Regions from separate parts of the Homo sapiens genome. Here region 2 is linked to region 1. A link is a contact called in ENCODE Hi-C data. All regions are on one chromosome and are shown on one strand. The core of a region is the stretch at or near the end of the contact, and the rest is flanking DNA. Distances in the headings are between cores, read along the strand shown. Region 1 overlaps CREB5 (cAMP responsive element binding protein 5). Region 2 overlaps CREB5 (cAMP responsive element binding protein 5).

Region 1 (5,750 bases), core at 999-3,498:
GATCAGCTCTAAATTCATCGACTGCTGATGTGGTACTCAGTAGAACGTCTGTGTTCAGTAGAGGATATGGAAATCATCTGGTCACCCATGGAAATAATTGCTTTTCTTTTTTAGTGCAAAGACACATGGTCTAAGTTGCTGCTGAAATTTTGGACACATGAGCCCAGGTCTGGGACTTGGCAAGCGAATAGGCCAGATGGGAACTGTTGCTTGACAAATTGAAAGTTCTTTGTTTCAGAGTGAACCAAACCTGGTCTCAGCTAATCTACCAAAACAAAAAAGCTGGGGGAGGGTATATTGTAGAGCCCATTTTGATAATTATTTTTTTGGCACAAACTACTGCTTACACCAAAAAGCATTGTGGATTTATCATATAAATAATGACATCCCCAAAGCTGAACACTGCAAATGTAGCTATTAGGGACTTGTTGGAGTGCTTGCTGAAAGTATGTTTTTGTAGTATTGAATATCTCTGTGGCGTGCTGCTTCATCCCAAGGCAAACTATGGGTTTAAAAATAGATCAGTCCAACTGGATCTTACAGTCGCTAAACAGCTAACTGCTTTAGAGGAGCAAACTCAAATTCGTTTAGAAAAATGAAAAAATGAAGAGTTGATTTCCACCAGACAATCAATACATATTATTAATACCTTGTATTTACAAAATACTTTTATATTAAGACCTAAAACTCTGATTATAACCTTCATAGGGGAATACAAAATGGTGATTTTCCTCAATTTATAAAGCAAGGTAATTCAGAGTAAGAAAATGCCTCCAGAAGGCCTGGTTTTTATTTCCCTACTAGACTTCCAGGCCACATTTGATTTCTTGTATGCATTTTGAAACATTTGCTATCTGGTTGTTCTCTTCCAAAATGAATTCAAGGTGATTCCACTTACGTTCCCTTGAAAAGCGTTTTTACTTAAAATATAGTCTAGTATTTGTGCATTTCCTACACTAATCAGTCTTTCACTATGGAATCCTTAAGATGATTATGCATGTGCACAGCACACAATTCATTCTTCTTTCTCTAGGATAGTGATTCTTGACCTTTCTTAAGCCAAAGGCCCCTTATGAAATATAATGAAGGCTCCGTAGATGCTCTCTCAGTAATATGGACACATAAATGGACATAGAAAATTTTGCTCTAAAATGAAACTATAAATGTTGCTTTGGAATCTGCCCTACTAAGATTTAGAAGCATAAGAGGTGCTAGAACTGGCTCCCTTATGAAAGATAAGACCTGAATTATAAGCATATTTGAGCATATTGAAAGTAGCTAAGTAATGAATAAAAGTCAAGATGGACTCTTTCATTGGATAATTGGGTAATTTGCTTTCTCAATAGAAGGTGACACAGAATTGCTTGTAGAATAAAAAAAAATTCTTTCTGGAAGGAACTTTCTGGAAGTAGTTCAACCATCGTGTTTTATACTTGGTTGGCATGGCAGCTTGGGAACTCAAACCCTATTATTCTCAACTCTCAAGTGAGAGTTCCTTTTCCTACTGGATGCTGCCCCATGAATTTCTATGGCTTATGTGGTTATTAGGCCTTTATTTAGTCCTTGCAGCATCATAGTTATATGTATATGGATAAACAAGAAGCTGATTGCCCTTCTCTACTGAGGACATTAATTGGTGTTCATTTTCCCACAATAACATGGCTAAATAAGTATTAACATGTTACATTAAGAAATATGTCCTGCCAGGCACAGTGGCTCATGCCTGTAATCCCAGCACTTGGGGAGGCTGAGGCTGGAGAATCACTTGAGGCCAGGAGTTCAAGAGCAGCCTGGGCAAAATAGCTACACCCCATCTTTGCAAAACATTTTTTAAAATTAGGTGGGCATTGTGGCACATGTCTCTAGTCCCTGCTACTCAGAAGGCTGAGGTGGGAGGATTGCTTGAGCCCAGGAGGTAGAGGCTGCAGTGAACTATGATGGTGCCACTGTAGTCCAGCCTGGACGACATAGCAAGACCCTGTCTCTATAACAATAAAAAAGAAAAAAAGAATATGTTCATATTCACATATATCTTTAAATGATGGTCAGTTGTCTCAATATTCTCAGGGTTCTGCATTTTTACAGATCCTCACAACACTCAGGCCTTTGGTCTCTGTACTTACAACATATTGCTTTATTAATAAAGTGTTTTGCTGTTCATAGACTAAATGCCACCAAAGTCATATACTTTGTATGGGGTTTTGGTGATAGGCCAGGGCACCACATGTGCTGACTAGTGCTCTTTTTATAGTAAAACAGACTTATGAAAGCAAAAATTTATTGTGAAACTGTTTGGGGCATGCCAAATATCATAGGCAGTTAGCTCTTTGCTAACTGTAGAAACCCAGAGAATAGAATTGAGTGTTTTCTTAGGGAAGGGGCAATGAACACTTTGTGCCTGGGAGATCGAATGCTGCCAAGAAAGGGTTTCATTGCCCAGGACATAGTGGGGGAAGAAATGGAGACTAAATTCAACCTCTCCAAGATGGCCACAGGCAGGGGTGTTTTTTCTTCCAAAAGTATAAGAAAGCAAGAGAACCCAGTTTTGTTTTTAATACTTTTCTTGTTTGTTTTCTAGGTAGAAAAGTGTGGATTCACTAGAAATTAGAACTTGATTCCATTTTCTAAGATCCATTGTCTACATTATCTGCAGCTGAGAGCTTCTACTCAGGGGGCAAGGTGTCTAGCAGTTTCGATTTCAGAAAAGTGTTATTTCTGTAGTCTAAATGCAAATAATATGACATTTCCTTCTGAAGCAAATATATACGCACACACACACACACACACACACACACACATAAACACATCTCTGTTTCCTTTCTTGGTTTTTGTTTGGTTGTTTTTTTTTAACCAGAGATTGCCTTCATTTGATGGTCTAGAAGTGACTTTCTTTTATATGTGCTATTTTGAGCAGAAGGAGAACTGAGAAAAAGAAGGAAGGCCATCTGAATTTAGATAGGTGTAAAGTCAAAGAGGAAGAAGTTAGTGTTTAAGGCTAAAATAAATTGTCCTGTAAGTTATCCCACTGACCTTGGAATTGACAGGGTCACTTTTGGTTTCCACAGAGCCCCTTATCAATCACATTCATTTGGAGTTGGGAGGTACAATTTGCCTTCTTGTATGTTCTGAGATGTAAGAGCAATTTTCTTGTTTGATTAAGTGATTTATTCATCATTAAGGCTAATTTCCCAAATAGTCATTTTTATTTTGTAAAAATAAAGTTTGGAAGAGAAAGGGAATGAGATGAGATTTGTAGATGAGATTTTTATTATTTTGTCATTGTTTTATTTTATTATTTTTGTTATTAATGTTACTCAATATGTGGTTGCTTATAATTTATTTCACCAAGAAATTTAGAAATGGGAGATATTCCTTAAAACAGATTTCAATTTTTTTTAGCGCAACTTCTAGAATCCCAAACATACTTTCCTAGGTGATAAATACATGGCTGAAAAGCCAAGTTCATATTGAAAGTGTAGGTACAACTTAATGACAGCAATGTTAATCGTCCTTTTCGGTGTGCATGCATTTTTTAAGTCTCCTACATGTGAGGTATAATGCCTGGCAGCCACAAATAAACCTTGACCAAAGAGAGGATATTATTGATCACAATTTTTAAGTGGCTTATTCAAGATAGTGCTACATTTACGTTCACTTTTATCAAGTGGAAGCATCTCGGAGCTACCATCTATTTTATGTTTATATTTGTAGACAATGGGTGCCAAGTTCATTATTCTACAAAGCTATGAGCATGCCTTTGTGAATTAATATTAACAGATAAAGTAGAGATCCGAGGCACTTACATGAGTAAATAAGAAGAAAACCCCACACCATCCACAATATCCTGATATTGAGGGGGGAAAGAGTATTTTATAGACCGAAATTGACCAAATAATCAATGAACTCAATCAAATTAATTCAATCATGGCCCAAAACTTCATTGCCTCCTTGCCACCCTGAGCTGACATCATCCACCTGCAGCTGACCAACATGTGTACTGTATGCTTCCATACCTCCTGCTCAGTGGGCATCAGGCAGGTAGATGTGCTCTGCTCAACAGTATCCCATGAACAGTAATTGAGTAGGAGATGGTGGGGAGAGCAGGGATTCATGACTGAAGGTCAATTTATTTTCAGATATTCTTTTTAGATTGAGCAACACAGACTTCTTTTGGAAAATCTGATGGTAGATGAGTCAGCTTATTCTGATTGCATTTCAGGTGGAAGCCACAAATCCTACCACATAATTCTGCCCAATGTGCGCCTCATATTCACATTCTCAATTGGATGTAAACCTGAGCTTGTGAAGGTTACAATAGTTAAATGTATTAAGTCCTTATTATGTGCTGGGTATTGTTCTGTTTCCCATCTATTACTGTATTTAATCCTCATAGTAACACAAATAATGTACTCTTCTTATCCCCATCTTATAACGAGGTTGCTGGAGCTCAGCTGGGTTATGTAATCTACCTAGGGTCACACAGTCAGTGTGGAGTAAGGATTCTCACCTGGCTTCGGTTCCCATCACCTAAGGGTGTGGTCTAGCCTTTTAATAAGGTTCAGCTCTTGAGTTAAAACCTAAGCTCTGCAGAAAGCCCCTGGGAAATGTGAGGGCCAAATTAAAGGTAAGCTACAAACTTTCAGGTGAACCACATTAAATAATATTCTTAATGTCATTTAGACATAATGGAAGAGTTTGCCAGTTTTGTTGTTGAAAGTGCACAGGGCTGTGGGTTTGTATCCTCTGGTCTTCTCAACATGGTTTTAATACATATCTCTTTTAGAATGAAGTGTCTATGTTGAAAAATGAGGTGGCCCAGCTGAAACAGTTGTTGTTAACACATAAAGACTGCCCAATAACAGCCATGCAGAAAGAATCACAAGGATATCTAAGTAAGTCGCCGACTTTTTCACTTTTCTTTAGTGTCCAATATTTTTTGCCACTAAGTTTGCACTGAATTTGATTGAAAGAGCAAAAGTAAAGTGTAGATTGTACTTCCAGGCAGATATACAAGAATTCTTGAGTGGCTTCCAGACTATTCTTCCAAGGGGATCCCTTTTTTCTGACCCCTGTGCAACACCATGCCCACCACCTCCTGATAATTTCTGGCCACTCCTTCCCTAGCATTTCAAAGTATCAAAAGAAATACCAAATTCCAATTTTGCAGCCAGTAAGAAAAGAGCCAGCTGAAGCCCAAGTACCAGTGGCCTAGCAGTCGCCTTCAGAAATCTGTGGTCTGGGAACCAGGCCTTGGGTGAATCATATCCAGTGCCTCCAGAAACACTGCATGTTACTCACTGGGCTGAAAAGCTAGTGACTGGCCTCAGTTTACCAATATGTAAAATGATCCCTTCCTTCAGACCCCAGTTTCTGCATCTGGAATGCCAGTTGGTTAAATGATAGTTGAGTAGGGATGGTGGGAGGAGCAGGGATTCATGGCTGAAGGTCAATTTATTTTCAAATAATTTTTTAGATTGAGCAACACAGATTCTCCCACCACATGTGAGTATTTTTCCACATTTGATATACGGATGGCTATTTAAAAAGACAAAATGGGGAAGTTCACATATCCATGACTGAAACACATCAAATCATTTTACTGATACAGAAAGCATGGCTTTGCTCGTAGATATAAACTGGAAAGGCATAGCATTGTGACAACAGTTGAAAATAAAGTTTTGAAATTAACTTTCAGAAGAAAATGTGTGAAACTTCTATTTCAAGTAAATATCTAGTACAGTTTCTCTGAG
Region 2 (6,014 bases), core at 612-3,111, 310 kb before region 1:
GCAAACCTTTTGTGAGCAGTGAGTGCAGAAGAATAGAGCCAATGGGTGAGAGAACAGGCGAGTAATCTTCATGGTAGAAGAGGGGATTTCATCAGACTTTGGCCCATGTTGTAACTGTCTGTTTTCGATAATCTTTCCAGTCATTCTGCACCAAATTCATAATTATTTCCTGGTCATATTACCTTGTTCTAGTATTGAACATCTGTTGTTGCTGAGACAAATAAGTTGAGTACAACTGTGAATCATTTGTTCTTAAAAATGTAGGAAAATCATTTTGTGAAACCCTTAAGAATATATTCGGTGTTTATGGGAATGTGCTGAAATTTAAAATCACTTTACAAGAATAATGAAAGGAGATGGTGGTCACAAGTCAATGTGATGAGGATGCTTTTTGGTATTTTGTTCATTGTTATTATACAGCATTATTGAATGCCCACATTGTATTAAGAAACAAATTAGATACAGTCTGTGAACAGAAATTCAAAATGTGAAAGGTGATTGAAAGGAAAGACCAGTTAGGTAGTAATGAATTCTGAAGTCCAGCTGTTCCATCCGGAAAAGAAATTTTAAAAGGTTCTGATATTTCTCTAAGTGTTTCAAAGCCTTTTAGTCCTTGTCTATGTGAAATTATAATAATCCCCCCTCCACCAGATTTTTCCTGTCACATTCTCATGTCATAATAGTCAAGGGCTTGTATTTAGCCTGTATGGCTTCAGGAGAAACCATGAAAATAAGTGATGCTTACAAGAGGGGTACAAAATCTCAGTCAACTCGTTTTACTTATTTATAATTAATTTATCATGCATGCTTGACTCTCTCCTCCACTCCCCCTCAAAGGATATGAAGTGCCTTTTTTCTTTTTTAAACAAGCACTTACATAGCAACTATTATTTGCCAGCCAAATAATAAGGTTCTGAGCACTTTAAAAAATTAACTTAATAAAAATAAAAGACATGCATTCTATATTTTGTTGCAATAGAAATGTATATGTATATATATTTAAAACCATAAAAATAGCATGCAAGAGAGGAAGAAATTCTCATCATCTAGTCAACTTCCTTTGGTTGAGTAATAAATTTTTTTTTTGATAGACATGTGTATGTAGAAGACTAAGGAATTAAGTTCATTCATTCCTCAAGATAGTCAAAGCTGGCTTCTTAAACTGAACTATAAGAAAGATGTGTATTTCATCCATATTGTCTTCATTTCTGATAGAATGGTTTTACCTCAAGTGTGTGCCCTTGATTTTACTAAAGACATTTTTCCAAGAACAGTTTCGTGAAGCCCGTGGTCGGGGTGTGGTTTTAGATATTCTCCATTGCATTATTCATGATTTCTTATATGAAGCCCTGTGTGAGGAAATTCTTGCAGATCTGAATTCCAGGAAATGGTTTGCTTCCCCTGAGGAACTGAAATATTTTTCTCCTTATGGACATGAGAATCATGTAACTGGTTCTGTTTCTCTTTTCGCTTTGACTGCCAGGTTAACACAAAGCCAAGTTTACTGCTAAACTTTGAAAACCTTTTCGAACATTGTGACGAGCATATTTTACTTCCTCCCTAGACCAGACTTTCAGTTCTAGTTTATATTTTCTCTGGTTCTGATTTTTAATTTAAAAAACATTGTCATGCTATACATGTTTCGTGAGTTGCTTTAAATTTCTTGTGGGTTGAAAAAGAGTATAGATAATTAAATTTTAAAAATTAAAATAATTAAGCAACCAAAGTAAGAAAAGGAACTATTGCAGCTGTAGAAACATGTTATTTTCTCTCTTTTAAGTGTTGCTCATAGCCATGTGATGCTTTCATGATAGGTGTGTGGGTGGGGAACGGCCAGCCTCCCCATGGTCTAGGGCCAGCATCTCAGGACACCGCCGTCTCATGCCTCAGCCTCACTTGCACGCATGGGAAGCTGGACAATATTCAGGCTGTTGAGGCTTCTTCTTCCTTTGCCTCATTCAAACCAGAGGGGCCAAATCCAGCCTCAGGTGGCCATGGTTACACGAGAGGGCATTGTCTTGAGGGCTAAACCACAATGACTCCTCTGGCAGCAAAGACGGCTGTGTTGGTGGCTTTGGCTCTGGCATTTCTTTGGAAGTCACAGGGCAGGGAAATGAGGAGTAGGAATAATGCTCCCCCGCCTGACAATATTCTTTTACCTACCCCTTTGACCAGGTTTTTCCAGCTGTCAACATCCTTGGCATCCTGCCACCCCAGCTCTTCTTTCCCTGCTTAAAAAGCAGAAACACAGGTTCTTATTCAGTGCCTATCTTATCATTTTTTAGTATTCTTTTCTTTTTCCTTTTGGTCTACATTCTGACAATTATTTCTTTTTAATTCTACATCTCTAGTTGTCTTCTGATTTCTTTTCCTCTGAGTCTTTAGACTTGCATTGGTTCCCTCATTAGGTTTTAGTAAAGTGGAAGATGGATTAATTTATCTGGAGAATTTGGCTAAAGAAAGTTCTTGCTTGAACTTTCTATGTGTCTTACACAAAAAATATTGGAAAGATTGGACTGGTTCTGCACACCACCTTTAAAACTTCTAGCTGCAGTTGGTCTAGAAAATTCTGTTAAAGAGCAAATAGAGAATTGATCCTTACTTGACCCATGTGGCTGTCCATTGGGGAAAAGTCTGTTGTACAGACTCTGTCTCTAATCCCAGCATCCTTTTCCAGAAGCATCCCAATGTGTATATAGAATCAGCGCAGGCTGTAAGCAGGTTATGTCCACTGGAGAAAGCCCTCATTATCTGTATTAATACTATACATAGCAGACAACACGTTCCATAATAGCCTCAATTTCCATATTAATAGAAGCTTATAACCTCATAAATCTTTAATAAGAGAATTGTTTCCCCTTAGAAAAGCATGTTGTAATTCACTATCAGGTATCATAAATGTCAACTTGCCAATGGCTTAGAACTCAGACTAGTTCATATCCTGAAATATATAAGAAATTTTGTTCATCATTTTTCATTCAAGAAACATTTTCAAGTGCCCACCACATGGCAGGCACTGTCCAAGGCATTGTTGAATATACCACTGAATAAAGATGATAAAAAACAAACAAAAATACCTGCCTTCAGGTAGTTTACCTCTAGGGGGCAAGAGAAACAATAAATATGTGAAAAAAAAATCTATAACATGTCAGATGGTGATAAGTGTGATGGAGAAAGGAATAGCAGGGAAGGGGCACAGGGCATGCTGCGGGTGGTCAGGCAGGCATTGATGGTTAGTAGATGTGCAAGCAGAGACCCAAAGTGGGAGGAGGTCTGAACCAGGTACGTACTGGGGAGAAGAATGTTTCAAGCTGAAAGCACATAAGTGCAAAGGCCTGAGGCTGGAGGGTGCTCTGTGTGTTGGAGGAATTACAAAGAGACCCAAGGCGGGTGTAATAAGGCTAGAGATCCGGGTCTGGGAGGGCAGATCCTGGGAGGCCTTGTAAAGGGGCTTTGGCTTCAACTGAGTGAGATGGGAAACTATAGGACAATTTTTTGGGCTTTTTTTGAGACAGGTTCTTACTCTGTTGCCCAGGCTGGAGCGCAGTGGTGCAATCTCAGCTCACTGCAGCCTCGACCTCTTGGGCTCAGTTGATCCTCCCACCTCAGCCTCCCAAGTAGCTGGGACTACAGGTACCCACCACCATGCCCGGCTCATTTTTCATATTTTTTGTAATGATGGGGTTTCACCGTGTTGCCCAGGCCGGTCTCAAACTCCTGGACTCAAGTGATCTGCCCGCCTCAGCCTCCCAAAGTGCTGGGATTACCGGCGTGAGCCACTGTGCCCAGCCAGGACAGTTTTGAGCAGAAAAGTGAGAGGATTTGACTTACATCTTAGGAAGATCACTTTGGCTGCTGAGTTGAAAGCAAACTATCGAAGAGCAGTGGCTGAGAGAGAGACCAGTTGAGACGGTATTGAAAGAATTTAGATTAGAGATGATAGCAGGTTGGCTCAAGGTGGAGATGGAGGCAGTGGATAGATTCTGGATACATTTTGAAGAGAGAGCCAACAGGATTTGCTGATGGTTTAGATTGGGAAGTAATAGAAGCAGCAAAACCAAGGATGAACCCGGGTATTTGGCTTGAGCAACTGGAAGGATGGGATTGCCTGTGGGAGGAGTGGGTTTAAGGGGAAAATTGGGGGTTTCTTTTTAGATTTGCTAAGTGGAGATGCTGGACCAGCAGATGGATATATAGGTTTGGAATTCAAGGGAGAAGACCAGCCTGGAGATGCAGATTTGGGAGTCACTAATGTAGAAACGGTGTTTATGTACTTGAGATTGGGTGGAGTCACCTGAGCCAGAAGTGAATAGAGATGAAGTAGAGAGGTCTGAGCATGAGCTGGGCGGAATCTTCCAGAATTCTCTGACACAGAGGATTGCACTCCCCTCCGTGGTCAGAGACGACGCAGGAGACCATGAGGTATGAAGAATGAAATCAAGTAGGGAAGCCCAGCCCTAGCAGACATGTTGAATGGACAACTGGCATGTTGATTTTGTGTTCCATGTTAGAGGAAAGAAAAACAAAAATATTTTTAAAAACAGAAAAAGAAAAAAAGAGGTGTGTGAATTTTCCTTTTATGTTTAATGACTTAAAAAAGAAATTGCATAATACACATCTAGGAGATGGGAAATAGATTTATCATATAATAACTGTGTGTGTGTGTGTGTGTGTATGTGTGTGTGTGTAAGGAAGGACGGGTAATTGAAGGGACTAGAAATGAACTCCTTTGTCCTGCTAAGAGAAACATAACATTACAGCCTAAAGTGGTTAAAGACCCTGAAGATGAAAAGTGTGGTGTATAAGTGCTAAGTGTTGTTATTCTCCCATAGGACCTAAATCGGACTCATTATGCTGATGCAGCAATAGGAAATTAGGACATTTCCATGCTCTAGAATTCCTACCAAAATGATTAAAAGTGAAGTCCATCCCCAGAGAGTATTGACTGTTTAACACATGGAACAAGGGACAAGCTACAGTCTTAAGATCTTGGATCCCAGCTCAACAGGAGTCACAGAACAGGGCATGGTGGGGTCAGCCTCAGCTCCGCAAAGCAGGCTGTTTAATCTGATTAAATTCTGTACCTGGAAATCATGTTACCCGATGCCACCCATTACTTGGGGCAAGAAGGTGCGGAAGGAGAGGCACTTTGCCTTCTTACACTATCTTGTGCCCATCAGCCGCTAGCCAGCATCGCTGCTCTGTGGGGAAGGTATGAGTGGTGCTGGATGGAAAATAAAAGATGCCAAGTTGAGCAAACTTGCAACAGCTGCACATTTCCGGTTATGCTAACATGTTGCTTCTCTGATATTTGTGTAAAACAATCCTTCCCTCCCCCCAGAAGTATGGAGAAAAAGAATATTCTGAAACCTAAACTTGGTTTTATCCAGGTTTTGAAAATGTCCCCGTGTTTGCTTAATCCTAGTAGATGAGGCTGCTTTTGATCTTTTCATTTTTTTTTTTTATCAGCATGACTGAAAGGAAACACTCATTGACAGTGATATTGGAGATGACAACCTCTTTCTTCCACCACCCCAATGACTGAAAACCCTAAGGCTTATATTATAAGGATTCTTTTTGTCCTCCCATTTCAGTGCACTACAAATGTAAATCACGTTCAACTTTCTCCTTGCAGGTTAAAATTATGCCCTCATCTTAGGTGGAATTTGACGCTGGAAGGGAATTTGACTTGATCTTTGCATCCCACTCAGGGGAATGACTAAACCAGTGGATAAACTGGAAGCTATTTCATGTGTTTTAGGTCACTAGGATTTAGGAATAATGAGTACAATCTTAGCAGGGATTATTAAGAGTTGGTATTTACTTCCACATATGTGAATGAATGTGATCTCAGGTTCTGCTTCAACTTTAAAATGGAGTGGAGTTCTTTTCAACTCATAGGAGTTCATTTTTGGTTTGTTTTTGGGTTTTTTGGTGAAAAGACAGGGTATCCTGAAAGTAGCAATATACATAGTCTATTGTCTTGCAAAGAGTGGACACTTAATATTAAGTGT

Evidence for each region. A loop is a pair of places that touch in the nucleus more often than their neighbours do. Pooled maps may share reads with other maps.
Region 2: a loop to region 1 is called in a map with no recorded cell type, with 7 times the contacts of the local background. The contact joins two enhancer-like sites. A Hi-C loop is called at or near these places in 1 of 168 maps with a recorded cell type or tissue (posterior vena cava), 3 of 37 single-sample maps with no recorded cell type and 2 of 50 pooled maps.

Annotation. Positions count from the first base shown.
Region 1 is chr7:28,813,288-28,819,037 of GRCh38, forward strand. CREB5 (cAMP responsive element binding protein 5) reads left to right here. Exons shown (of 11, transcript NM_182898.4): 10 at 4,784-4,892. Among named protein-coding and RNA genes, the nearest start is that of TRIL, 140 kb to the right of the region's middle. RefSeq lists an enhancer at 2,493-2,672. Within about 2 kb of position 2,249, at least 3 of the 41 ENCODE cell types and tissues checked have a DNase peak (open chromatin) inside an H3K27ac peak, as active enhancers do.
Region 2 is chr7:28,507,995-28,514,008 of GRCh38, forward strand. All of the region lies in intron 4 of CREB5 (cAMP responsive element binding protein 5), which reads left to right. Among named protein-coding and RNA genes, the nearest start is that of CREB5, 98 kb to the left of the region's middle. Within about 2 kb of position 1,862, at least 7 of the 41 ENCODE cell types and tissues checked have a DNase peak (open chromatin) inside an H3K27ac peak, as active enhancers do.